7 separate regions of the Homo sapiens genome follow, and all the other regions are linked to region 5. The links are chromatin loops, found by intact Hi-C in ENCODE. Cell type or tissue: PC-9. All regions are shown on one strand.

The links. Hi-C counts contacts between places; a loop is a spot of excess contacts. Peaks named below come from ENCODE experiments on the same cell type or tissue, not always from the same donor. Only the 100,000 strongest peaks of a DNase experiment are listed, where the experiment ranks them.
Region 1: it touches region 5 in a loop (8-fold over the local background); 5 of 110 quality-filtered maps call a loop at or near these places.
Region 2: it touches region 5 in a loop (8-fold over the local background); 5 of 110 quality-filtered maps call a loop at or near these places.
Region 3: a loop joins it to region 5, with 13 times the contacts of the local background. A loop is called at or near these places in 3 of 110 quality-filtered maps.
Region 4: a loop joins it to region 5, with 7 times the contacts of the local background. A loop is called at or near these places in 4 of 110 quality-filtered maps.
Region 6: a loop joins it to region 5, with 2.9 times the contacts of the local background. A loop is called at or near these places in 4 of 110 quality-filtered maps.
Region 7: a loop joins it to region 5, with 4 times the contacts of the local background. A loop is called at or near these places in 3 of 110 quality-filtered maps.

The regions. Positions count from the first base shown.
Region 1 is chr9:115,260,448-115,264,447 of GRCh38, forward strand. All of the region lies in intron 2 of DELEC1 (deleted in esophageal cancer 1), which reads left to right. It overlaps LOC105376233 (a long non-coding RNA gene), which reads right to left and starts at 2,096. Exons shown (of 3, transcript XR_930267.3): 1 at 1,945-2,096. In PC-9, no CTCF peak of the experiment used is centred here; DNase peaks (open chromatin) are centred at 2,174 and 2,704; H3K27ac peaks cover 1,418 bases.
Region 2 is chr9:115,119,121-115,123,120 of GRCh38, forward strand. It overlaps LOC124902255 (a long non-coding RNA gene), which reads left to right. Exons shown (of 3, transcript XR_007061746.1): 3 at 1,836-3,424. It overlaps LOC101928748 (a long non-coding RNA gene), which reads right to left. Exons shown (of 6, transcript NR_110950.1): 5 at 3,677-3,752; 6 at 419-588. Among named protein-coding and RNA genes, the nearest start is that of TNC, 3.0 kb to the left of the region's middle. RefSeq lists an enhancer at 1-135. In PC-9, no CTCF peak of the experiment used is centred here; a DNase peak (open chromatin) is centred at 2,161.
Region 3 is chr9:115,023,339-115,027,338 of GRCh38, forward strand. TNC (tenascin C) reads right to left here. Exons shown (of 28, transcript NM_002160.4): 26 at 3,196-3,357; 27 at 635-798. Among named protein-coding and RNA genes, the nearest start is that of TNC, 93 kb to the right of the region's middle. In PC-9, no CTCF peak of the experiment used is centred here; a DNase peak (open chromatin) is centred at 1,893.
Region 4 is chr9:115,232,221-115,236,220 of GRCh38, forward strand. It overlaps DELEC1 (deleted in esophageal cancer 1), which reads left to right. Exons shown (of 8, transcript NR_163556.2): 2 at 956-1,116. Among named protein-coding and RNA genes, the nearest start is that of DELEC1, 92 kb to the left of the region's middle. In PC-9, no CTCF peak of the experiment used is centred here; a DNase peak (open chromatin) is centred at 2,071; H3K27ac peaks cover 472 bases.
Region 5 is chr9:115,371,245-115,375,244 of GRCh38, forward strand. All of the region lies in intron 4 of DELEC1 (deleted in esophageal cancer 1), which reads left to right. Among named protein-coding and RNA genes, the nearest start is that of DELEC1, 230 kb to the left of the region's middle. RefSeq lists an enhancer at 1,650-2,849. In PC-9, no CTCF peak of the experiment used is centred here; DNase peaks (open chromatin) are centred at 1,597, 1,907 and 2,327; H3K4me3 peaks cover 583 bases; H3K27ac peaks cover 3,168 bases.
Region 6 is chr9:115,275,922-115,279,921 of GRCh38, forward strand. The region is part of intron 2 of DELEC1 (deleted in esophageal cancer 1); the gene reads left to right. Among named protein-coding and RNA genes, the nearest start is that of DELEC1, 140 kb to the left of the region's middle. In PC-9, no CTCF peak of the experiment used is centred here; no DNase peak of the experiment used is centred here.
Region 7 is chr9:115,522,370-115,526,369 of GRCh38, forward strand. No RefSeq gene overlaps it. Among named protein-coding and RNA genes, the nearest start is that of DELEC1, 380 kb to the left of the region's middle. In PC-9, CTCF peaks have their summits at 2,279 (motif pointing left) and 2,478; a DNase peak (open chromatin) is centred at 2,312.

The DNA.
Region 1 (4,000 bases), 110 kb before region 5:
TTTAAATGGAGAAATAATACAAAGTCCAAAAATTGCCTTGGTTTGGGGATACCGGCTTTTAAAAAGATCTCATTATTCCTTCTTTTGGTGATTAGTATTTCGTGCTTGGTGGGTTAAGAATAAATGAGCTGGAAATACCGTTGTTTTAGTCCATTTTGTGCTGCTATAACAAAATACCTGAGAAAGGATAATTTATAAAGTAAAGGAATTCGTCATAATTCTGGAGGCTGGGAAGTCCAAGACTGAGGGGCTGCATCTGGTGAGGGCCATCTTATTGCATCATAACGTGATGGAAAGCATCACACAGTGAGTGAACTCATGTAAGAGAGAAAGGGAGGTCTGAACTAACTTTTATAACAAATCCATTTTGGTGATAATGAACCCACTTCCACAATAACAACATTAATCCCTTCATGAAGGCAGATCCTTCATGACCTGATACCTCTTAGAGGTCTCACCCTGAAACACTGTTACATTTGGGCTAGTTTCCAACATGCGAATTTTATAGGACACATTCAAACCATAGCAACCATTAATGGGTATATATTGGTGAGGTTTCTGATATGAATAGCAAATATGATATGTGTATTAGTCCATTCTCACATTGCTATAAAGAACTACCCGAAACTGGGTAATTTATAAAGGAGAGAGGTTTAATTGACTCACAGTTCTGCATGGCTGGGGAGGCCTCAGGAAACTTACAATCATGGTGGAAGGAGAAGCAAACATGTCCTTCTTCACGTAATGGCAGGAAGAAATGCTGAGCAAAAGGGGAAAAATCCCCTTATAAAACCATCAGATCTAATAAGAAGTCACTCACTATCATGAGAAAAGCAGCATGGGGGTAACCACCCCTATGATTCAATTACCTCCCCACCAGGTTCCTCCCACAACATGTAGAAATTATGGAAACTGCAATTCAACATGAGATTTGGGTGGGTACACAGCCAAACCATATCAATATGATATAGTAGAAAGAACATAGGGTTGGAATTGCATATAACTTTATTCAATATCTGGATCTCTCACTTATGAAATGTACAAAACAGTTACATAGATGCTTTTGTTTGCAAATGATATATAGAGTAAGAAAAAATAATTTTTCCATTAGATTTGCTGTTCAACACTTCACATGCTTTTATTTCTCCCTTGAAGGTCTTCCCCTTCTTATATACTCAGATAATGTTTGCTTAGTCTTTTAAGCTTAATTCAATATTTATTTCCTCTGTGATGACTTCAACTATTCCTCTCCCCCAGGAAGAATGGGTATTCTCTCTCTGACTCCCAGATTACTTCACACTATTGTAAATATCACACTAAACTGGAATAATTTATCTTCCCAGATGTATCCCTAGTTAGACTCTGCCAAGATTGGTCTTCATATCCACAATGCCCAGCCTAGTGCCTGATATCCTGTAAGTGTTCAAAAGTGTTTGTTTTGATATACTGGGCCTATATAAATAGAGTCATTTTCAGAATAAATTTACTATTGCCTGAATTTTCTGGATAATTTTGCCAATTAGTCATTGGTGATTGAATCACAGAGTCAAATGCTAGAATGCCAGATCTGACTCATCCAACTCATCATTTCTGTTCCATCTTTATAGTTATCATCATATCCACCTATCCCCTCCATTGGTATTAATATTTTCTTATGTTGAGAAAATAACATAAAAACTTAAGAACAACTGTAAAAACTGAATTACTTTACATTCATTCTAAGAACTTATGTGACATCAAGTGTATGAGATGATAATTATCTTCTAGTGCACATTACAATAATTTATAACTGCTGAAATGTTTAGAAGTTTGTCCATGTAGTACCCATAAACATTTTACATATTGCCAGTGAAACACAGAGTGTTTCCCAAAGAAACACTTAGCTTTGGGTCTTTCTTACTTACAAGTGAGGACTTTACATGTTCAGAGAAATAAATGTCTAACCTGTGGTCTCACAGCTGCAGATCCTGGACAAAAATCTTCGTCTTCTTAGCTGGCCTTCAATGACAGTTTTATGAATTAAGCCAAATATGTACATTTCCTTGGTTCCTCAGCACTTTGAACAGCCTTTGTCATTGCTTCAGGCTTTTGAGGGTAGGGTGAAAGCAAGACACTACACAGCTCCCTGCCTGTGCCCTAGCAACCAAGCACAACACAGATGGCCAGCCTGGCAATCTGCCCAGCAGACACTGATTGCATACCTGGTGGTAAGACACAATGGTGTTTGCACAGTGTGGTTGGCATTTATAGTGATAGGCAATGAAGACTGCATCCTGTGCCTTCAGGCCAGTTTGCTGGTTTCCAGACCAGAGGCAATAACTTTCCACTAGTGTAATGACAACTTGTCTCTTGCAGCTGGATCATGTTAGGAGAGTAGGAATTTTATTTTTGCTCCCTTTTCAATGGTGCCTTGTAATAATAGGGTAGTATTTTCCCAATATGTTTCTTGCCAGTTGTACACATGTATTGGCTCCTGAAGCCCTGAACATTCATTGGCATCAAAGAATGGGAATGGTCCCTATTTATAGGAGAGCAGTCCCCATTCTACAGGTGAAGAGAATACACCTTATACCAATCCAAGAAGCATTTATTATATGCCTGTTATTATTTGTTAAATTGAGTGAATGACTATTGTGTATAAGCCATTCTACCAGGCCTTGGGCATAGAAAGATACATAACATAAGCATGACTCAAGAGGCACTCAGACCAGTAGATGTGACAGACATTTAAACTAATAACATGATGAGTGGTCTAATAGAGGGGTGTACCTAGCACTGTGGGAACACAAAGGAGGGGGCTGTTAATCCTTCCTAGAGGTTAAAAATGAAAGCTAAATTGATGCTGAACACTGCATCCAGGGATATGCATTATGGCAAGTTGGTGAGAGCTCTTGTTCTGCTGCCTCACGAATCTGTGTTCAAGTTCCCACTTTGCTAATTACTCCTTTTGTAGTTTTAGGCAAGTCTCAAAGCTTTCCAGATCTCATTGTATATATAATGGAGACAGAGTTCATGCCTTATATATGTATATAAAGTGAGAACAAAATGAAATACTCATTATAAAGTGCTTAGCATTTTTTTCTGGCATCTAGTATGTGTTTAATAAATATTAGCTCCAGTTGTCATTCTTATCATTATTGTTATTATGTGATGATGATGTGGGTTGCCTTGCAGGCAGACTTATGATGTGGTATTATCATTGGCATCAGAATATGCTGGCTACAGATTCACCCTTGAGTTTGACTACCTATGTGTCTTTGAGCAGAGTCTTCACTGTTCTGAAGTGATTTACTTTACATGACCAAGATGGATAAGTAGGCCACTTATCATCATCTCCTAAGATTCCTTCTAAAAACAAATCTTTTGAACAAGGTTGGGCATTTCCAGAATTTTGGTTCTTTTAGAATGTCTCATTAAGCTTTCAGAGGCATTACTCATTAGGTTTCAGATATAACATGTTTTTGGAGAAATAACACAATATGATGTGGCACATTGCATTTTCTGGCGTATGAGCCAAATTTGGACTAGTTGCACAATCTCAAGATGCATGTAAGACTCGGAACTTGTGTTCTGATGAAGCAGGAAAAATGGACAGATGTTGAGCTAATGTCCAGGAAATGACAAAAGTTATGTTTGAAGAAAATAGCTTCAGACAGGGGAATGCTCACGGTTAATGGGAATCCAATGTAATGGATGTTGTACAGGAGGGAGATGTGGAGTGGTGGTGGTGCACAGTGTGCTGTGGATGCGCAGAAGTGAGTTCTTCATCCTTTCTGGGGTGTTGGAAGGTGAGTTTGGCAGAGCCATAAAAAGATGAATCAGAGTCACCAAGTGGAGCAGATGAGAAAGGATAGCCCAGGCAAAGGGAAGAGAATTGCAGCTACCTGGAAGAATTGGCATATGTTTGGGGAATGGTGAGATGCAACTAGTTTGGTGTATCTGGGGAAAATTGTGTCAGAATAGACTGGAGAAATTGACTGGAGTCAGATTGCAGGAAGGG
Region 2 (4,000 bases), 250 kb before region 5:
CGTGCCTAGAGACTTCTGAGCCTGCCGCAGAGCATAGTAGTTTGTGACAGTGAAGTAAAATGAAGCATTAAATGTAATTCAAAACGCAACTACCATTGAGCCCTCCCTTATTAAGTCTATAATCAGGTGCTGTGCAGGGTACTTTATGAACACTATTTTTGTTCACTATTTTTATTATATCCTTGTAACCAGTAAGTAGGATAGACACAAGTGTCTCTTTTTTACACAAGAAAACTGACGTTTAGAGAAGTAATGAAACTTTACCAAGGGAATACACCTGGGAAGTGTTTATATTACAACACTGGGCTCCAGAGATCTATTACACGTTACTGTTTAGGAATAGGGTATGATGATATTTAAACAATGTTTTATGCTGTATTAGATTGTTAACACCATTTGTGTAGAAATCACAGCCATATTTGAATATGGAAAATATATTTATTTGCTCCATAAAGCTAATTAGGAGAGATCTTTGATTTTTAAAAATTAACTACTAATAATGGAGGTCTCAATTATCCACTTATTTTCAATATTAAATGATATCATCCCCACAGTTATTATTGTTGCTGTGGGCCTCAGTTTCCCCATCTGAAAAAAAAAGCAAGACACGATTAGGTCATCCTACGGTTGCTTTGGCTGTAGTATTTTAGGATTCTCTGCTAAAGTGACCCTCCCAGACAGCAAGAAAGCCCATAAATAGTCATGTCATAAAACCGCTCATTTGAACTTTTGATCCATTTTGGCTGATTCAAATGTTGGTTGTTTGGGAAGTTTTAAATTCTGTGCTTTAGCCAAAGGATATTTCAGTAGCATGAAGCTGTGTCTCAACCAGCAGTGAGTGGTTCCTACTGAGTTAATCTCTTGGGTTAGGGATTAAAATATTAGAATAGTGTACAATATATGTCATATGGTATATAAACTATATTTGTATAGAACATATAATCAATATATTTATAATTCTATGTGAGTTTTTAAATAAGACAAGAGCGCATGCTAGAAAACTAGATAGATATGGCTTTTTCGGGGAATGTCTCAAACTCGAACTCCTCTCCCCAGTTCTTTAGGATTCTACAATCGTTGATTAGTGTCTACCACAAGTGGTATGGTCAATCACAGGGAAACTAAGCCAAATATGACCAGGCTGGCCCTCAAAGCAGGAAAAGGCTAGCAGAGGTGACAAACAAGAATACTATTATGGGTTAAGTTAACAACTATCATATAAGTGTATTCTGATAACATAGAGAAGAGATGATTTATGCATTTTTAGGAGAGGCTACTTGTAAAAGGCATTTTCTCCAAAAAGCTATGTGGCATCTTAAGCTTTTTGGCATTTGAGTAAGGAGTGCCCAGACGAGGACGTGTTTTCCATCCCTGTACTGTTCGCAGCCTCTGTTTCTGGTAGATGGGTCCATATGCACCAGGTACTCTACAATACCCAAACTTTGTTCATGCTAGGATGATGCCCTAGGCTCCTCACCTCCATGCCCTCACATCTATTTATCATCCATTTCTGATCTGACTTCACTATGGAGCTTCCTAAATGGAAGAAATCCATCTAGGAAGAGATGTTTCTATGCACTATGGCATTTGTAACTCTATTAGGACATCCATTGCATCTACATGGTATAATTACACATGTGCATGTCTAGATTTTCCTCCTAGATGCTAGGCTTCCTGAGGCTGGTGATCACACTTGCTTTTTCTGTACCTGGCATAGAGCCTTGGGTATCATAGAAGCTCAGTAAATGTTTATAGAATGAATGAAGTAATGGAGGAACAAATAAATGTTTGACATGTTGTGCTTTATAATTAAATTCTTCCTTTTACAACCATAGAACCTGAAAAGGAAACTGGATTATTGTGTCCAATGCTTCCATCGCACAGATCAGAAAGTGGGGTGCTGAGAGGAAGAATGACTTGTCTGAAGCCACTATGCCTGCTTTCCAGGAAGAAAACTGTCACAATCAGAACTGAGCAACCAAGCCACACTAGACATTACAGCAGAGGAAGTTTATGGAAATGAAGAACCATTTTTCCTCCTGTTTGGCAGAGGCCATACCTCTTGGCATCTAATCCCTCATGGTTGCATCCTTCTGAGAAGCATAAGCACTTTTTTCCACTTGAGAGGGTAGAATGAATGCATGTAAACACCACCCCTGCACAGAGCTTCCTGCCAAAGACTGATTTTGTTGTTGCTTGTTTGCAGTTCTTATTCAGGAGTTGCTGGTGGAGGCTGTGGTTTAGAGACCAGAGGAATGTCATGGTTTGCCTCAGGTGAGATCATTCTCATTTCTTTAAAGGTCTGTTAAATGTAATACTTTTTCTTCCAGACAGAACAGACAATGAGTGGAATTTTGGCCAGGACTAGTGCTGAGGAAGCTGAGTGTCCACTTCCCCATGGAATCCCCTGCTTCCTACTCTGATTACATACTCCTTCACTGTTCCCAACCTTCCTCCTCCTCTTCCCGGGATTCATCTCATCTGGTGTGCTAACTCCAGTCCAAAAGTCTCATGTGACTCCATAATTACCAGAAATCTTTTCCAAAGCCGGGATGGATCTCTGATCCCACACAGTGGGCCAGTCATTTAATTAAATGCATTTTGTTAGAGTCAAGGTTTCCCAACTTGCTTGCAGATCATTGTTGAGTGGTCTTTTCCAACTCTTCTTGCTTTTCCTTCGACAACAAAGGACAAAATCAAGTTCAAAGACCATATGGAGTGTGTGGCAAGACATATGAGAGCTTCTCTGATGGATGGACTATGGCAATTTAGCTGCGCCATCAACCAAGAAGTCATGCCTGGTCAGCACAGCAGAGTGGAGAGCATTGGTTGAGTGTCTAAGTCTTGATGCTGCATCAACTCGCTGTGTGACTTTGGGAAAATCGCTTTCCCCGCTGACACACAGGGTCCTGGTTAGCAAGTGGGGAATTCCCAGGGATTATAGCAACTCAAAACTCTCAAGTAAAATCTTTAAAGAAATAATTTAGAAGTCTCCAAGCCTTTGCACATTCACTTCCCTAGGAAGAACCCTGTCTTATTGCCATGACAAATTCCTTTATTATTTTTTTCAAGAGTTCCTTCATAGTGCTTCTTCTAACAAAGTTTTATGACCCTCACATCCAGAGAGAAGGGCCTCTCCTTCATGCTCATCTACACCACCATTTTTTAACTTTTAGTATGTTGCACATTTTATTTCTCTTGCCTGTTTACCCTGCTAGATCATGGACACCTGAGGGTAGACACTGTGCCTTTCCATCTGTTTGTCAGCAGTTCTCTTTGTTGCCAGCATCTGTTGATGGCTGCTGCCTATGTCATGTTATTTGTTAATTATTTTGAATATCATTCCTACATATCATAGTGTTTAGAATAGCATACGACCTGTCACAGATTTTGGAGGTAAGCAATAAAGGCATTCTTGAAGTGACTTTTATGAAATGATTAGAGACCTTAATTGTTATCATCAATTTACTCATTCATTTGCCCAGCTGGTCTGTGAGGACTCCTTGAGGCCAAGGACTGTGCTTTTCACCTGTACAGACCCAAAGCACTTGGAGGTTGATTAATGTTCCTATGAAATGATTGACTGATCAACTAATTGGCTGCATAATGGAAAATATATGATATTAGCACACAGTCTTGGGTTCTATTTGGCCCAACTGCTTACAATGTGAATTACCTTGAGAAAAGCATGTCCCCTCTCTGAAGCTCCTCCTCTTCTTCTTGGGATTCATCTGGTTTCCTGTTTTATAAAACTGAGATAAAAATCTGTACCTTGAGTACCTTTCAAAATTGGTATGAAGACCAAGTAAGAGGGTGTAAGACAAAGTGCTTAGTAAGCTGGGATGCCCTATGTAGAGTTTTTTGATGCTAAATGATGTAGTTCCCTTCCCCGCCCCCCACCCCCCAAATCCCAACAAAAAGCTCAATCTCTGCATAGCTATATTGTGTTTATGAAAGCACGGAACCCAGCTTCTATCTGAAGCACTTCTGGGCTTTGCAG
Region 3 (4,000 bases), 350 kb before region 5:
GGCAAGGCTCAGAGTAAGGGAGATTACTGAATTTGATCCGTTCGCCTATTTCTAAAAGGGATCGAAAAAAATCTGTTTCTGTGATTGTAGAAGTGCTAGAGGTGTGTGTGGTGCAGGGAAAATGCCAGGGGCTGGAAGTGGGGAGAGCTGGCTCTGCTGCCAACTTCACTCTGTGACCTCAGGAAAGTCAGCTTTTTCTGGGCCTTGGTTTCTTCACAAAAGGAGGAGATTTAAAGTCTGTGGACTTCATTTTAAGGTGTTCTTGGGATTCCAAAGATGCCCCAGGCCAGGGGTTCTGTGTCATCAACCCTGCTTCACCTAAATGGCCTCCACTTTTATCTGCTTTACTTTTGGGGTTCAGACAGAGATTTTGTCTGAGTAAAGCGTTCTGTTTTTGGAATCCATTTGACCAGTGTTTGTCCTTGGGACTGTCAAGGGTTAACCTGTGCTGTTTCTATTTTACCTGGCCTGCAGTGTCCTTGAGATTGCTCACTGCCTTGGGAAAAACATGTTGTCATACAAGTAAGGTTCCTGCCTCCTAGTCTCTGCTAGGATAGGGAGTTAAATTGTACTTCCATTAGCCCCCTCCAGCTTCCCAAGCTTGGCCTGCTCTGGGCCCTCACGGTCCACTCACCTGACTGTGGTTATTGTCCCCATATCTCCCCATCAGGTTGACACGGTGACAGTTCCTGTACCAGAAAGCCCCTTTGTAGGACAGAGCACAGTTGGTGATGGCTGAATCTGTGTCCTTGTCAAAGGTGGAGAAGGATCTGCCATTGTGGTAGGCCATGGAGTCACCTGGGAGAGACAGAAAATATGGACCTGAGAAATCTCAGCTGAAATTTCCCTCCTGGACAGTAAAGGGCAGAACCAGAGGTGACAATTGAAAGGTTCTGGGTGTGGGACTGGCCTTGAACATTGATCCCAGAGTCAGCATTGAATGCGGAACTGAATGGGACATGAGTGTCACCCCAGTACTTATTTCCGACAGAAGCAGCATAATGTGGTGGGAAGAGGGCTGTGGCTGGCTTTGGAGAGTCTAGCTTCGAATCCCATCTTTTCACTTTTTAGCTGTGACCTTGCACAAGTCAAGCATCTTGTTGAACCTCAGTTTTCTCATCTATACAATGGAACCAGCACTTTGATTCTATATACTGAGTAGTGCCATTGTGACAATAAAGGTGTATGCTAAACAGGTGGCATGGCATACAAATACTTACTATGATTGTTATTTTTATGACTTTTCTGCATTCCCTTTCTATAAAGACCTCAGAGAGTAAGGTGAGAAGTATGCATTTAATAATGGCATGCTTTTCTCCCACATACAAATATTTATTAGTCATAATTAAGCCCTTCAGACATTAGATGTCCCTAAATAGTCTCTGTATCACATAGTTACTTTTTAAAGTATTCATCAGACCATGTTCCGTGATTCTTAGACAAGAAGCCCATTAACATGTACTACTATTTGGAAATCTAATTTGTAATTTAATATATTGAATTTTTGAAGCATTTCAGTACCATTGCTTTGTGGGTCTCCTCACTCCCAATCCAGACAAGTGCTGTGCACAAACATTTCAAGACTCTGAGGCATTCTACCGTCATAATTTGGAGCAAGTTGTCAAAGGAACCCAGATACCTTTTTAACTGATGATGCTACCCAGAGCATGAGGACGGCACGTAGATATTAATGAAACAGGATGCTCTCCTGCAGAAGGCCTGGGTGCAGCCAAATCACACAAGAAAATGCAGCCTTACAAACGTTATCTCAGTAAAGGGAAATATTATGGCTCATTCCTCAATGGAAGCACAAAGAGAGAGGAACAGAGGCCACATTCCTGCTGCTTAATGAATTTGCTTGCCCTGTAACATTCTTCTTCTTGCCTGAAGCCATCTCAACCAAAGAGGTATTCATTTCCAGGTAATAAAATGCCAACATTCTTTGAGGGATTCAAGAACTAAAGCAATGTTTGCCCCTGGGTGTCTCTCTTTATTATCACTAAACTGCCATCTCAAAAGAGCTTTGTGCCTCCTTAGGCTCAGCCTGGCTTTGGCAACCTTTTATCTGGAGACTTTTCACCTTATGGATGTTTTCTTTCAGGGCTCAGGGAGGCTGGAAACGTGCCAAGCTTCTATCTCTTCTGCTCTCACAAACATAACAGAAAGCCACCCAAAGTGGGCATGGGTTGCATGGGGGTGGTCCACACTCTCAGTCCTGACCCTTCTTTGTCACTGAGAACATTGTCGGATGCAGTTTTCTGCAGCCAGGATTGCATCCACCTTCTACAAGCTGTTTTACCTTGGACAAATCACTGAGCTCTTCTGAACTTCTTTCCTCCTCTGTATAAAAACAACGTCTTCATAAAATGGTTTTATGAGGAATAAATAAGATGAATGCAGGTGGAATATCTACAAAAGAGGATGGTACCTAGTAGGGCCTTAATACATGTTGTTTCCTTATTTATTTCTCCTCTTATGTGGAGCCAGGAAACCACACAAAACCACTTCAAGTCCAAGAAATCTTCAAGACTGGAATGAAGGTTATGAGCCAGACAAGGAATGCAGGGGCCACTTGAGAGGTGAGACCTTCTATTTATGAGGATGCAGGCTGAGACTAGATGACCACATGGCAGGGATGTCTTGGAAGAGATTCAAGCAGCTAGGTGATGGAGTGGATGGTTTGCTACTCAAGCTGTGGTCCACAGACCAGCAACACCAGCTATATTGGCATCACCAGGGAACTTGGAGAAGATGCAGAATCTCAGCCCCATCCCAGACAACCTGTGTCAGCATCTGGAGATTCACAAGATCGCCAGTGGGTCCATACACCCAGAGTAAATTGAGAAGTGCTGGATTGGATGAATATTAAGGCCTTTGGGGAATTTTTTTTTTAATCAGTCTACAACTGATATCTAAAACTGGGTAAGAAAGACACACTTTTTTTGAAAGATGGTCATTAGAAATCAATCCTGATTGCCCTGATTCCCAACATACTCAATGTTTCAGGACCCAAATATCTACCCAACACTTTTGAATTGTAGTTTTTCTGGATTGGCACTCAGTAGGTACTTAAATATTTGTTGATTTAATAAATTGCTGGATTAATGAGGAAGGAATGAAAGTTAGAGAAATAAACTGTAAATGTCAAGAAGGTCTCCATGGCTTTGTAGGCTCTACGTGCAGCCACTACTGTACCTGCTGTCCCACTGTACCCCTCCACCTTCAGCTTGTAGCGAGTCTTGGCATCTCCCACGCTGAACTTGTCATAGACAGCAAAGGCTGTCTCCCCATGGTCCCGCAGGTCCACCCGGAGCTCGTACTGCCCCTGGGCTGTGATTTTGTTCAGGTTGTCCAGCCCTGTGGATGACAGGCAAGGGTTGCTAAGAAGCACAGGTGACTGAGGCCCTCATTTCTATTTCACTCTGTAAAAGCGGCAACTGGGTACACTTAAGACAGGGCCAACTGGGCCCAGTGGCTCATGCCTGTAATCTCAGCACTTTGGGAGGCAGAGATGGGGTGGGAGGGGGTGGGGGTGGGGGTGGTGGGAATCACTTGAGGTCAGGAGTTCGTTATCAGCCTGGCCAACATGGCGAAACCCTGTCTCTACTAAAAATACAAAAATTAGCTGGGTGTGGTGGTGGGTGCCTGTAGTCCCAGCTACTTGGGAGGCTGAGGCAGGAGAATCGCTTGAACCCGAGAGGCAGAAGTTGCAGAGAGCTGAGATTGTGCCACTGCATTCCAGCCTGGGTGACAGAGCAAGACTCCATCTCAGAAAGCAAAAAAAAAAAAAAAAGGGCCATATCACACAGGCCTGTGCTTGAAGCTCAGTCTTGTGCTTGCTGGAGTAATACTAGGCTCAGGTAAAATCGGGTTGACATTTTTGCCCCACTTCCAACCTCCCAGTGCATTAGTGAAGATCCAAGGAGATAAGGTGGTGAAAGTACTTTTTAAACTCTAAAGTGCCTTACAGGCCAGGCACGGTGGCTCACGCCCATAATCC
Region 4 (4,000 bases), 140 kb before region 5:
GTTTCTTCCTTCCTACCTACCTTCCTTTCTTCCCTTTTTCTTCACATAGATTATGTCTTCTCTCATCTGGAGCCTTTGCAAATATTGCTTGTTTTATGCTTTCACAAGAACATGAGTGATTTTTAAATATGTAAATCTGACCACAACTCTCTCCTGCTAAACCCTGAATGGCTCCACATCATAGTTAGAATAAAATTCAAACATCTCACCCTCCCTATGTGGCCTTATGGAAGCTGGCCTTGCCTTCCTTCTTCACACAGTTTTATGTCCTCTTTGGCCTCCCTGTAACAGCCATAGTCACCTTCTTTTTGTGCCAAGAACCTGCTACACCTGCTCTGAAAGTCAGAATTTCATGCTAGCACTTCTCTTTGTCTGCAGGTTATTGGTTCCCATCACTGCCTGGCTGGTTTCTTTTCCTCTCTGGTTTCAACTGAAAAGGAACTTCCTTAGAGAGGACTTTTTTGTCCACAGAATCTCAAGTAGCTTATTTCCCCTGAAGTCTGCTTTATTTCCTTCATGGCACAAATAACTTGTTGATATTTTGTTAATAATTTATTTTTGGTCAGCTGGCTGAAGAGTTGACACTATAAGATCAAAAATCTTGTCTATCTCATTCAAGACTCTATCCCCAGTGTCTCAAACAGTTGTTCCTAGAACATACTAGGTACTTAGGACTTGTTTGTTGAATGAATTAATGAATTAATTAATGAACAAATGCTTGAACATCTATTACTCAGCTTTTCCTTTCTTTCACATGAATAACTTCTATGTATCTTTTAGCTGCTTATTTAAACATCACTTCCTCCTGGAAGCCTTTCCGGACCCTGGAGGATGAGCTAGATGATCCTCACCTGTGTTCCCTTAGCAGCCAAATAGATGACGGGATTGGGGAGATTAATTGCACCTGTAAAATGATAGGCCTGGATGAGATAACAATCACTCTTATCTCTCCCAGCCCTGAACACTCTGCGGCTTCTCTGAGAAACCCTATCGAAGGGGATGTGGAATCCCAGAGCTACTCTTGCTATCAACTCGCCGCATGACCTTGGGAAAATCATTTCACCTGGTTCAGCAATGATTTACTGAGCTATTGAAGGCCTTACTTTCCAGATCCAGGTAAGATTGATGATGCTGAAGTCTTATTTCCTCTCAACTTCTCGTTTTCCCCTTGACGATATTCTTTTCAGGAGCAAAAACTGTAACCTGTACATTGTTACATTCCTGGTGCTTAGCTCAGTTGTGAGCAGTTGAGTGATTTTAGAAACTCAGAATAAATTATTTATTCTCTTGCTAAAAATATGACGTGCTTTCTAGGTAGTCACTGTACTGGCCTCTATGTTAAATTCTCTCAAGGAGGAGAATGGAGAACCATTAATCAAATGCCTACTAAGTGTTAGTGTTTTACACAAATATTCTTCTTGTATTCTCACAAAAGGCCTTAATAGGAGTAAACGCTGACTCCATTTTATAAACGTAGGAATTGAGGCTCAGAGGATAATTATCTGGTCGAGCTAGAAAATAGGAGTAGTGTCCTAACTCTACAATTTCTGCTCTTTCCACTAAACCACGGCTGTACTCCCAATGGTAGGGAATGAACAACAGGGCTCTCCTAATAATTTTATTAGCCATTCTCAAATTAATAGCTCCTCTGCTGGCCCCTCAGAAAGGGGGCTTCATTTAGAAGTCTAGCCTCACAAGTAAGAACAACTCTGGTTCCAGGTACCTATTGGGAAGTGGCTGATTGAAGCCAGTGTCACTCCTTGTCAGGCCCCAATTGGCTTGCCCCTTCCAGTAGGTCACTCAACGTCTGACCCCAGCAGTGTTTTCTAGCAACTCTATTCTGCCCATAGATAAGGGAAATAAATGGAGAGGCATTCATAGCTGGCTGGTGATGATTTGTTTGTTGAAAGAAAGGGTATTGGATGCAATTCTGAGTGTACTGGTGCCAGGTTCTTTCCTCCTTGGCATTTAGGTAACTGCCAGGGCTTGTGTCTGATCTTCATATTCTCCAGTCTAGGCAGGAACCAGCTTGGTCAGGTTGTTCCCTCTGCTGCTTGACACCCTGCTTGACCTCTGCTGACTCATCTACCACCCTCTCTTAGCATCCTCATAAGTTACTAATGGAGTTCAGGGGGAAGAACAGCTGCCAGAAATATGTGGGCAAATGAAAGTCCTACATTTTAAAGACAAGTTAAAGCTGAACTGTTCCGGATAAACCAGCAGCTTTGTCTTCCTGTCGGTCCTCTCTAAATACTCAGTGTAAAAACTGCTGCCTTAGTGAGAACTCTTCCTCACTCTGGAAGGAGCTTTCTCTCCTTCCACAGAGTCTCGCCCTTGGATAGTTACACGTAGTCGTCCTTTCTTTTTCATTGTTGATGGGGACAGATGTCAGAGAACCGGGGTACAAGTCAAGACACCCGACTGGAGGACCTACTCTAGTTACCAACTCGTGGCATAACCTTGGGAAAGTCATTTCATCTCTTTCAACATTGATTTACTGAGCCATTGAGTGGTTCAAATATGTAGTGGTACGCATTGTAATCTTAAGACGTTTCTGACTCTCTCTCTCTTTTTCTTTTTTCCTTGGGAAGGTTCTTGCTCTGTCACCCAGGCTGGAGTGCAGTGGCATGACCATGGCTCACTGCAACCTTCACCTTTCCTGCTCTTGAACTCCTGGGCTCAAGCAATCCTTCCACCTTGAGCTCCCAAAGTGCTGAGATTACAGGTGTGAGCCACTGCGCCCAGCTGACTTTTTAATTTTGCTATTTTAAAGCTATATGAAAAGACAGAGAAAAGTGCCCACAGTATATTAAGTAGGAAAAGCAAGTTGCAGTATAGTCATTAGAATATCATACATTTGTTCAAATGCATGTTTTCATATCATGTATTGTTTTCATAATTTAAAATAACTACCAATACATCATAAGCAATCTTTAGTAAGTTTATCATTTGATTGCTCAATTTATTCCAAAGCCTGTATGACTGTCTATTTAATATTAGATGTTTGAGACACAGAAAACACAAAAAAACTCATTGTCCTAGAGGAGCCTAAAGTTTATAGAATTTATGAGGACTTATGTTTCATTTCTAAAAGATTTTGGGAAGTTTTTCTGTTGAGGTTGGGCTGCCTCTGTGTCTGATAACTAGGAAGAACACCAACAGCTCCTTTTCTACAAGAGGTGTATTGTTCCCATTCTCTTCAGTGCCACATCCTTGCTTTAGTGCTTCCACTGACCTTGTGCTTCCTGAACTCCTACGTAACCTTAGTTTGTGTCAGTAATGTAGTACTTAACAATACAGCATCTTCTCTCCTTAGCCCACCTCCTCACCATCAGCTCACCTCCTCACCATCCTTTCTTTCCCTAGCCCACCCCAATCAGTTTCTGTCTGCTCTGTTCCACTGAAAATTTTCTTGTTAAGGTTACAATGTTGAAGATGTTTTGCTAAAAAAAACCAAAAGGCCAAAATCCATGCTTGCAACAATTCCAAGAAATTGGTGAATTGCTGAGGATGCTGCCTTTCATTCTCTGGTCCCTGCTTACACCTGCAGTCTCACCTCCACTTTGCAGCTTTATTGTGTCTTTCTCACCACCAAACCTTCATTCATGCTGCTCTCTCCCTGCCTGGAATGCCCAGCTTCTTCATCTCCAATTAGAAAATTCTCGCTCACTTTTGCAGTAAATGCCTTTCTGTTTTATTTCTCCCAAGCCTTTTTTTTTTTTTTCCAGTTTAGGTATCATCTATTTCTTCTTTCCAGAGGACCCTAATTTCTCTTTGGGGAATTTTATCTCCCCTATTGTTGGCAGGGATACCCTGCTGATCTTTAATCTAACTCATTTGGTACAGTCGTAGAATGGGCATTGACCCATGCTAGGCCAACTGGGCTTTTTCCCAGGAGAATGCATAAAATGTATGGATTCATTCATTTCAGCAGGCCATCTGGGTCCAGATATCAGGCCATTTTTGCCTCCAACACCGTCTAGTGTTACCTCTTTTCTAT
Region 5 (4,000 bases):
ACTAAAAATACAAAAATTAGCTGGGCATGGTGATGTGTGCCTGTAATCCCAGCTACTTGGGAGGCTGAGGCAGGAGAATCACTTGAACCCGGGAGGCAGAGGTTGCAGTGAGCCCTGATTGTGCCACTGCACTCCAGCCTCGGCGACACACCGAGACTCTGTCTCAAACAAAACATAAACAAACAAGAAACAAAAGAGATTGGTTTGGAAAGATAGTTGATACCAGATCTGGAAAGGCCTTTAGTGACAAGCATTTTCCAAAATGTATTTTTCAGAATGTTAGTGAGTAAAATATGAAGAATGATTTGAGTAGTCAAGTAGATTTTGGAAAAACTGCGTTATCAAATTTTAATTGCCTCGGTTCCACAGGATTTCGATTTTTAGAGGGAGGCACGATGTATCAATTATAATAAACCTTTTCGATCACAGAATCTCTTTTTGGTAGACTATCTTGTAAGACTAATATTTTGTGACATGGAATCTTAGGCAATGAGGAACCATTAAGCAAGAAAGACAAATGATTAGACTTACTTTTAGAAGTACAAGCCAGAGATGAGTTCCAACCCACATCCCAGATTTGACCAATTAATAATGGCTGGCATTAGTGCTATCATGAAAGAAATTATGAAACTTCATCTGAACTTATCTAGGAAAAGGTAGTGATTGATTAATAATGTCTGCTGTAGAGTAAAGGATATAGAGGTGTGTCTTAGTTAGTTTGGACTTCTATAACAAAGTACCATAGATGGGTGGCTTAAAGAACCCACACTTATTTATCATATATCTTCCAGCCTCCTATCTGGAGGCTGGAAGTCTAAGATGAAGATCCTTGCAGGTTTGCATCTGGCAAAAACCTGCTTCCTGGTTCATAGATGGCCATCTTCTCTCTCTGTATGCTCACATAGTGGAGAACAGAGAGAGGAAAAGCAAGCTCTCTCATCTCTTTTTTTTTTTTTAAAGGCACTAACCTTGTTCAAGGGGATTCCACCCTTATGACCTAATTACCTCCCATAGGTCTCACCTCTTAATGCCACCATATTGGGGATGAGAATTTCAACATATGAATTTGGGGGGAAGGCAAACCTTCCACAGCAGGGTGTGATGGTTAATTTTGTGTATCAATTTAGCTAAACTATGGTGCCCAGTTGTTTGGTGAAACAGTAGTTTAGATGTTGCTGTGAAAGTATTTTGTAGACACGATGAACATTTACAATCAGTTGACTTAAAATAAACGATATTATTCTTGACAATGTGTCTCATCCAATCAGTTGAAGGCCTGAAAAATAAAACTGAAGTTTTTCAGAGAGGAAATTCTGCCTCAAGAGTAACGAGGAAATCCTACTTGAGTTTTCAGTCTGCTGACCTGCTCTGCTCTGTAGATTTTGAATTTCTAGCTTACTGGCTTGCCATCCAAATTTTAGACTTATCAGTCCCTACAATCATGTAAGAAAATTCCTTAAAGATAAGTGTGTGTGTGTGTGTGTGTGTGTGTGTGTGTGTGTGTGTATGTGTGTGTGTGTGAGTGTGAGTGTAGGTTCGGTCTCTGGAGAACCCTGACTGATACAAGGGGTGACAACAGCATGATGGCATTTGATTTTGTTGCTTTAGGTGAAGGTTGCAAGTTGGGTTACAAAGAGAGCTTGGGTGCCTGAAAGTGGTGTCAACACCAAAATGGAAAAGATTTCAGGAGAAGAAAGTTCAGATTTGGAACTTTGTCCTTTAGATGTCACCTGGACAAACAAATAGACATCCTTCAGAAGAACGTTCATTCAGAGCTAAGCAGAAGTCAGCATTATTTCCAGTGTGCAAAGATATTTTGAAGAGAATGTATATCTCCTTTAGGATCCTTCAACAGATACGCCACCTGTTTGCCTGCAGCAGTTTCCTGAGGCTGCAATTTGGAACAAATGCCTCTAGTGACAGGGAACAAAAAGAGTTGCTTTGTCCTGAAAGGAGGTTAAGAGTCATTTGAGGCTGACTATTCAAGACACACCTGAATGGGGTGTGAATTAAGAGAAAGGAGGGCCAGGTGTGGTGGCTCACTCCTGTAATACCAGCACTTTGGGAGGCCTAGATGGGAGGATTGCTTAAGCCTAGGAGTTTGAGACAAGCCTGGGCAATATGGTGAGACCCCATCTCTAAAAATAAAAGAAAAAGGAAAGAAAATAAAACAGAAAGGAGGAAAACGGTTATAGAAAAAGGAGAGGAACATCACTAAGCGAAAAGCTGAATGGAGGTGAGTCACTGGGCATGACTAAGCCATGACTAAGACCTCCAGGGTGATAGATGAAGGTCTCACCACCAGGAGAGTGGAGTAATTATTAATGCATGTTTGCCTGGTGAGTTATTTAGTTACAAAAGCCACAGCAGAGGCTCTTCATTGTAACAGCTCAACAATCATATATAGAGTTCCCGCAATGCAGACACTCACTAAACACTGGGGTCACACGGGGGAAAGACACAAGTCCAGCCTCATTTTGAATCAGTCTTTTTGTGTGTTTTAGTAGCTTCCCAAACATAACTTTGTCTTATCACTCATAGATGTAATGAGGTAGCTTGATTCTATTTATTCAACAAAGACTTATTGATTTCCTACAACAAACCATGCACTGTTCTTGCTATGGGGAATATAGTAGTGAAGAAAATTGGCTAAACTTACTCCTTGCCTTCATGGAGCTGACATTCTCATGTGGGTGACAGGAAATACCATGATAAATAAGTAAACTACACAGTAGGATCTGTGGTGATATGTTAGAGAAAAAAAATAAAGCAGCTTTATCAATCAAGAGAGGTTAGGCAGCCAACATGCAATAATTAACAAACTGGAATCTCAGTGACTTTTCCACTCGCCTAATTTTCATCGTGGGCCAGAAGGGGCCTCTGCTCCCACAACTTCACTGTCTTCCTTGCTCTAGGACTCTGACTATAGAGCAACGAATATCTGTGCTATTATAGGGGAAAAAATAAAAAGAGATTTCTGCTGGGTCTCACCTTGGGGAAGCAATGCTCAGCCTGAAATTGATGCACATTATTTCCACACATCATTCATTGGAATGAACTGATTAGTTGGATTGACCTAAAATATGGAAGCAGGAAGTACAGTTCTATCATGTGTTCAGACTGGGGGAAATCCTGTAAATATGGCAAACAAAAATAGGGTCATTTAGGTCACAGTGAGGACTTTGGCTTCTCCCATGAGTAAAATGGGAAGCCATTGGAGACTGTGAACAGTCGAGTGAGTGCAGAATGAGACAGACTTTTGTTGAGATCTTGGCTCTGTGACCCAGAACATGTGATCTATAAATTGGGGCAACAAAACCTACCTTATTAGATTGGTAGTAAGATTCACTGAGATATTTGTGTAATGCCTGGCATAAAATAAATTTTGGCAAAATGACAATGATATATTGAATTTCCTATAAACCTATTTGTTTCATCAAATGAGGATGAATTTCCCCCAAAGCAAAAACCATGTCTAATTCATCATTGAATTCTCAATTCCTAATACAAGATTGGACCCACTTCATTCCCCTAATATGTGTACTTCATTCTCCACAGGATGGCTGAGAGGAGGGAAAAGATGCAGAGAGCATCTGTGTATCCTTGCTGCTAAGAATTCACCTTTTTTAAAAAAGGGAGCTGTCACCTTGAATAAAAAAGGCTGAAGCAGCAATTCATAAGCCACAGTTAATGATCAAACTCATGGCAAGTCAGCTTTAGAATCCAGTGGAGGCATGTTCTCTGTGGCCTTATGGCTTGGGGGACTGTTTGGAATATGGTTAGCTGTCACCTTATATTTCTGATATAAGCTATGACATGCCTGTAGCTGACACATTTGTCCGCAGACTCTTTGTTCAAAGAGAAAGGTATACCACAGTTGTGCTAGTAATGGTTGCAATGCCTAGGGATAGAATTACGAAGAACTTGAAAAATCTTGCTCTTAGCATGTGTCACCATAATGAATAGATCGACGGTACAAGGTCAAACTTAATGCACAATG
Region 6 (4,000 bases), 95 kb before region 5:
AAGTCTTTCCCACTCTTCCCTCCCCGCCACGACCTACAGTCAGAAGCATTAGGAATCTACCTGGTACTCTATTGTGGTAGAGTTGGCACCCAGCCCACAAGACAAAGTCTTTCCCACTCTTCCCTCCCCTTTCTACAAGCAGAGGAGTTGCTCCCAGTGGCAACCGCCATCCCAGGCCCGTGGCAAGTACTGCCTGGCCACTGCTGATGTTCACTCAAGTTCCAGGGGCTCTTCAGCCAGCTTGTGGTGAATGCTGGCATGCATGGGACTCTGCCTTCAGGGAAGTGGGCTGTCCTCTGACCCAGAGCACATCCAGAAAGGCCATCCACGAGCCAAGTCCTGGAATCAGGAACCCCAAGAGCCATTTTAGTGCTCTACCCCTCCGTGGCCAATTTGGTACCAAAGTGTGGGACTAAGTTATCTTTTTTTTTTTTTTTTTTTTTTCCTAAAGCAGAAGGAGGCTTTCCTTGTAGTCACCACAGCTAGGAAATACGCTGGGTCACACCTGAAGCCAGCACATCTCTGAGTCTTACTTGAGGCCCACAGTGAGTACTGTCTGGCTACTGCAGCTGATTATTCAGGGTCCAAGAGCTCTTTAGTAAGCAGGTGATAAATTTTGCTAGGACTGAGTTTTTCCCTTCAAGCAGTGGGTGCCTTTCTGGCCCAGGGTGTGTCTAAAAATTTCTAGGAGCTATGGCCTGGAATGGGGACCTCAGGACTCTGCCTGGTGCTGTATCAAACTGTGGCTGAACTGGTATCCAAGTTCCAAGACAAAGTCCTTTTTACTCATCCCTCTCTTCTCCTCAAGTGGAAGGCAGGGGCTTCCCCCAGAGCTGTGAGCTGAGTTGCCTGGGGTTAGGAGAGGACTGGAGCAAGCCCTCCCTTGGCTGCCCCAGCTAGTGTCTCACTAGGTTGCATCCCACCCACTGACCAAAACCACGGGCTCCAAGCCAAGAACAGCACCAGGACTTGCCCAGGAATTTTAGTTGTTGTGGCTTAGACTGCCTTTCAAGCTTATTTAGGACCCCATACCCCTTTAGCTCATGATAGAAAGGCTTGCTGGAACTCAGGTTCTGATTTCTGGAGCGCTTGATTCCTTTCTCACTAGGCCTGGTCTAAATGCTCCCTCTGTGGGTGCTGGTGCTGGCTGAGTTCTGCCTGGTATTGCTTTCTGCTGTGACAGGGCAACAATGGGTTCCAGTGCAAAGTCCCACAATCACTGCACTCTCCCTTTCCTAAGCACATAGGTTCCCTTTCCATGCCACATGGCCGCTGCCAGGGTATGGGTGAGGGGTGGTGACAGCAATTCAAGACTGTCTTTCCTACCCTCTTCAGTGCCTCTTTCAGTGATATCAAGTTAAAACCAGGTACTGTGATCGCTCAACTGATTTTTGTTCTTATGAAAGTGTTTTTTGTGTGTGCAGAGTTGTTTAGTTTGGTGTTCCTATGGGGAAGATGATTGGTGGAGCTTCTATTTGGCCATTTTGCTCTGCCTTCTCCCTATAAACTCATACATGGGAATGGCAGTAGTTATGTACTCAAGAGCTCAAGGTCCTTCCTTTTCACTGATAAAACGAAGTAAGCTCGTGGTTGTGATATGTGAAATTCTAAATCAAGGCAGTACTCCTTCACTTTCTCCATCCTGCGTACACCTTGGCTTCTAATTAGCCTAGCAGATCTAGAGCTCCCTTTACTCAGACCCTGAAAGTGAAACAGTGTAATGTGAACTTTGGTGTTAGACTGGGGTTCAAATAATGCCTTGGCCATGTCCTAACTGTGATATTTTCAAGTTTTTTCTTTTCTTTCTTTCTTTTTTTTTTTTTTTTTTTTGAGACAGGGTCTCACTCTGTGGCCCAGGCTGGAGTAGAGTGGCATGATCTCAGCTCACTGCCACCTCTGCATCCTGGGCTTGGGTGATCCTTCCACCTCAGCCTCCAGAGTAGCTAGGACTACAGGCGCACACCACCACACCCAGCTAATTTTTCTATTTTTAGAGAAAGAGTTTCTGCATGTTGCCTGGGCTGGTCTCAAACTCGTGAACTCAAGGGATCTGCTCGTCTTGGCCTCCCAAAGTGCTGAGATTACAGGCATTATCCACCATGCCCAACCTTTGCAAGTTTTTCCTATTTTCTGATCTTATTATTTTTTTCCTTTATAAAGGTAGTGACATCTACCCACAGGGTGGCTATGAGGTTAAATAAGAGAGAAAGCTTTTAGCCCAGTGCCTGGAGTTCTCAAGATATAGGAGCTATTACTATAATTATTAAGTTCATTATCCCCATCAGTCCCAGGAATCTATTTCCAGCCACATTTCACCCAAATGTGAGATCCTTTCCCAGGAGTCTGTGTGTTCTGCATGGCTGAGAAGGCACCAGGCTATTCTCTGCTCCCTTAGAAAAGGCATTTTCACCATCAAATGGCTCTACTGAATCAACCTAACATTTTCCCCTCCCCTGCCCCCTCCGTGCTAACTACATTTTGGCACTTCTTCAAGGGGCTTTCTGTAATGAGCAGGTTCCCAGAGAAAGCTGTTTCCTGAAAGGCTTATAGCATTTAAAAGAAAACAAGTTTAGGGTCTCAGCATTCTTGCTTTTGAAGAAAGAAAGAAAGAAGCTTAATCTGTAGGCCTGGCAGCTGTAGCAGGAGCCTCAGGCTTTCCTGATCACAAACCTAAAGAACCACCATCTCATCATGCATGCTATTTCTCAGCTCCTTTGCAACTTCATTCTGGCTTGCCGATTTGCCTGGGGAGGGTTTGGTGGGAAACCCAACCTCTCCCCTAATTCTTTGTTCTTCAAATTAGAGCTGGGTACTGTTGCCATCCCAATCAACACAAATAAACCCTTTTCTTACAGTAGCATGAAATATAGTGGCATGAGTGTGGGCGTTGTTTCTCTGACAGGTTTAGAGACTTGTGGTGTAGTGAGGGGATGTACATATATGGGGGCTAAACAGACTTGGGTGCTGGTCTCCCACACCACAACACAGCTGCGGCACTTTGAACAAATTATTTATTCTCTCTTAGCTCCATTGTCTTTCTTAGTTCAACTGAAATCACTGTGTCTACTCTGATTGTGCTATGAATACTACATATGGCAATGAACATTAAGTGCCTAGCATAGTGCCTTGAATAGTCTATGTACTTAATTAATTTTAATCCATTTATGAGCTATATATTCATTCATTTGATGAAATGTCTCCTGAGCTCTTTGAATGTCACACAGTGTTAGGCATTGAAAATAAAGAAAGTAAGCAAGTTGGACATGGTGTCACTGCTTTCATGGTGGGTACAGTCAGTGAATCTATGTTTTATACATTGGGTAAGGAGAGTTGAAGATAAATGACCAGAATGACATAGTTAGTCATAAAACTGTTAAAGTTGTATGGGACCTCGGGGACTAAATAATCTCTGTGCAAATTAGAATACATTGTATAGCAAAGGGGAATAGTGATATATTTAAAATCACATGGAAAGCCACCGAGAAAACTGGAGCTTAACTCATAATTAAGTACTTTTCTGCATTCTCTGCTCTCAGGAAGGTTATAGTTTCACTGACAGATGAAATAATTTGTGAAGAGAATGCATCAGTATGTATTATTTTGCAAAACAAAACAAAAAAACCCCAAAACCAAAAACAAAATAACCTAGAAGGATCTCTACTTTTAGGGAGTTATTGAAGGGCAATTTGTATAAAAAGGGAGACCTAGATCTAGGCCTTGATGGATGATGAGTTGGGATTGAACTTTCTGGGCAGAGAGAAATGCATGAAAAACACTGCCATTTGGGGAATTCTTCCTAAGATGCTAGAATTTTTTTAAAATACAGTTTTAGTGCCACAGGTATTTTCTCTTAGAAGAAGCTCTGCTTAACATAGATATTTGTCTCAATGGGTAATAAATTACAAAGAAATGGCACTACATGCATAGATCTGTCTTTCCATGGCTTTCTGGATTATGAAAACATTACCCCACAGGAAGATTATATTACATCTCTGATCTT
Region 7 (4,000 bases), 150 kb after region 5:
TAAGCATGGCTGCTGGCCTCTTCTCTGTTCATTCTACTCATGAACCCGATGCTCTGGTCATGTGGAATTCCAAATTTGATATGCTAAAAATGAAGAAACAAAACGAAATGATTCCTTGTATATTCTGTAAGTTGATTCCCCACATCCCCACACAGATACAAGGCAAATGCAAAACACTCAGCTAAGAATTCAGCCATCTCTGCCTTGCACATGTTTCCATTGCCCAGATTTCCTCTTTTGATGGTTGTCCGGAGTTCACCTGTTCTCAGCCCTCCCTCTTCTGGGAAGCCTTTTCTGATTTTGGTGCAGCCATCAGTGAGATCTCTTTTCTTTGTACCCACAGCAATCTACAATTCCAATATTGCTTTAACCTCTACAAACAACCCCTTGAACTCAGAGTGAAAATAGAGTCACATTTGTTGGATGTTTCCAGTTGATCTCTCAGGTCCCCAGATGCTTCATGACTGCATACATCACTCCATCCTATGACTTCATTATTGTACAGTGTTAAATTTTTGGAGTACTCTCTCAACAGAAAAAAAAAACTGTTAAAAATGAACAAGCAGAACAACCATCGCAACAACAATAAACACAACATGAGCTTATGAAATCCCCAACCTCTAAGATAAAGCAAGAGGAGGGGTGTCAGATAAGAGCATTTCTCTCATTGCTTTCAGCTGCCAAATCTGTCCCTTTAGAAACTGCTAATCTCTGCTCTGACAGGCCATACGGCTCATCTTGCCACAAGACCTCACTTGTCCAATTGTCATGCCACCTGCCGTGGTTCTTCAAGGGAGAACATGCTTATATATTCTTAGCTGAGCCAGGCAAAGAGGTCCCCAATGTGGAGTTCTCTATTTGAAAATCCTCATACTCAGCTCTCTCAGGTATGTAGCCAAGTTATCTGCTAGACCCAAGAATTCTGGTCAAGGAAGTGACTACGTCTGCTATATCACCAGCCTAGAATCCCTGTGCCCTTTCCTTCCTGGGAATTGACTTAAGGGGGCAGGCAGATTTTTCATGCACAAAGGATCAGACTGCCCTTCCCTTATATAATGGGGTGACAGTCTCATCCTTCCAAGAGATGTGTCCTTAGTTCCTCAGTTTTCTTTTATGGAACTCTAACCTCAGTGACAAAAGAGTGATTTATCTTTCCAGTAGAGGCTCATCATGGGATTTCAAAATATCTACATGTATGTTCAGATTTGCAAAGTACCCTATTCTCTTTTTCCCCAGTTCTAGGAGAGACTGCTCTTGATGAATCAAAAATGGTTTCCTGGCATGTGTCTTGTTGAGAACAGAAGGAAAAACAAAATTTAATCACTGGCATATATCCCACCACAATCAATTTCACGATTCTATAATGCAATTGCACCATTTCTTGCTAATATGTGCTATTAGACAGCAGATTTGTTGAGAGTGGGAATTACATCTTACCTATAACCATTAAGGCATTACACCTTAATTCTATCCATGCACAGTTTCTAAGCTAGAACCTGCTGCGGAGTTGCACTCTAGTGATTTATTTATTATTTCACTAAAGAAAGAAGACTGAATGAGTGCATGGATCTCCTCCTAGAGTCCTTTCTGGGCACCATGTTCAAAATGAAAAAGGTCTTTTATCTGTGGTCACCAAAATTATATTTCTGAAAAAGATGCTGAAGTTTGTCTTTGATAAGCTCTCTTACATGTAATTACCTATGTTCCTGGCTATCTTTTATAAAGCAGCAATAAACTCAAGATTGTCTAATAACAATACCAGTGGAAGTACTATGTGCAAAGACCCCTTGGGAATCCCAGGATGGAAACACCTTCCATTAAAAAAGGTAACAGTCTCTTCCTTGGCAATACAGGATAATGGTGATATCAGAATATTTCAGAACGTATGTGCCTACTTATCAACAGGTATCAGTGTGAAGACACTGTGTACAGGTTCTGGCTCTAGCTCTGCTGCCAACCTACTAAGCTAGCTTTGATAAGTCTTTGTCCATCTCTGGGGCTCAGTTTCATTTTCTCCAAAAAGCAGTGGAAGGAATGTATTATCTCCGTGATCACTTGGAAAACCACATCCCTGCTTATTAATCTCCTGGAAGCTCCTATGGATTACGTACCTAAAATCAGACATGCTGGTCTAGCTCACAGGCCCTTTCCCTCAACACTGACCCTCATCTGACTGGTGGGCCAGCCAAGACTTAATATTTACCATTATGTTGTGTCCAAAGAGAACTGCTGTGATCTGGTAGTGGGGATTTGGAGTTTTCAAAATCCTGAACAGTGGCTCTTTACTGCTCCCTGGTGGTATAAGTGGGCTTCTGATGATGTCCAAAGAAAACGTTTTCTCTCTGAGATGTAGACTCCGCTCTTATCTTTTGGAAGGCTTAATGAGCCAAATATGTAACATGCCAGCACAATGCCTGCTACCAAGTAGCTGCTGAATAATGCATATTTATTTGTCCCTTCCAAAGGAAATTGGCTACAGATAGTTATGTTTTGAAGATTCTTTAAAAATATTACCATTATAGAGTAGGAATTTAGAGCATACAATAATAATGATAATGATAATAAATAATAATAGCAGTAAATCATGGGTATTTATTATATAACACCAAAAAAACTAAAAGTAATCAAGCAAAAGAGGGGTATACAAACTCTGAAAAAAATGAAAATTTATGTATTTGCTCATTCTTTTATTTATAATTTGTGAAGATGATAGGAATAAGGGGAGTCTAACACTTATTAGAGTCTATATTTTTCCATGTTTTCCATGTTGATATTTAACACCTAGAAAAATCTAATCATGCAGAAGTGAATAGCCTCATTCTACATAGGAGGGAACTGCGGCTCAGGGAGACAAATAGCGTGCTGAACGTTCCAAGAGCAATGTGTGGCCAGCATCTATAATTTAATCCAAGTATGCCTTGCCCCAGACCTTTGCTGTTTCTAACATATCATCCAGCTTTCTGGGGGCTTTAAAATCACTTCATCGTCTACCCCTTGAAAAGACGGAGAAACAATGACTCAGAGAGAGATGCTCTTTCTCCAGTGGTATGCTGGTAAATGTTTACCAACCAAGTCAGGGTGGTGGTGGGCAGGGACCAATCTATGGTATTTGCTGATTTCTCTGTTTAAAAAATACTCTCATCATGATCTATTTTATTGAATGTGGAGTTGGAAAGTAACGGGCTCTCGTGTGCTGGCAGCACATGACTGCTCCTAAATTTTACAGTGACAGCTTACAAATATTTATTGAGTATCAACATATTCCAGACTGATGTGAACAAGAACTCAAGTGTCTGGGCCAACTCCAGCTCCCTTCTGCTTTCTGGCTCTGGACAATAGAATCTGAGATGTCATTCTGCTACAACCTCACCAATTGGCCATTTTAGCCTCTGATTCTGCCCTTTTCCTATGACTCTGACTTCATGATATGAGAATATTTAGTATCAAGGTGAGGTGGCAAGACATTCATAGAGACTTAAATGAGTCACTGTCTGCCTATAGTAATGCCCCTTAGTATGGGAAAGAGATGCCCCTCTCATGGTGTGGTACCAATCAGCATCAGGATCTCTGCAATATGCTTATGCCAGTGGACTCTATGCTTCATGAAGGCAGAATATCTATCTTTTTATATACAGTTGCATTTCTAGAGCATAGAAAGATGGACTGATCCACTGTAGGTACATAATAAATAATTGTTGATGGCCAGGATATTAGAATTTCACTGTTTATATAAATTGCTTATTATTCTATGATTTTGGAAAGGACATTTAAAACCTCTGGAAGTCAGTTTCTCTATCATTGAAATGAAGAAAATACTAGCTACTATGAAAGTTTTTATAGGATTAAAATACTGTACATCAAGTTCTAGGTACATAGTAGAAAATAAACAAAGAAAATTATTCTTTTCCTTCTCCTCCTTCTCCTCCTCCTCCTCTTTCTCTTCCTCCTCCTTCTCCTTCTCTTCCTCTTCTTCCTCCTTCTCCTCTTCTTCTTTCCCACT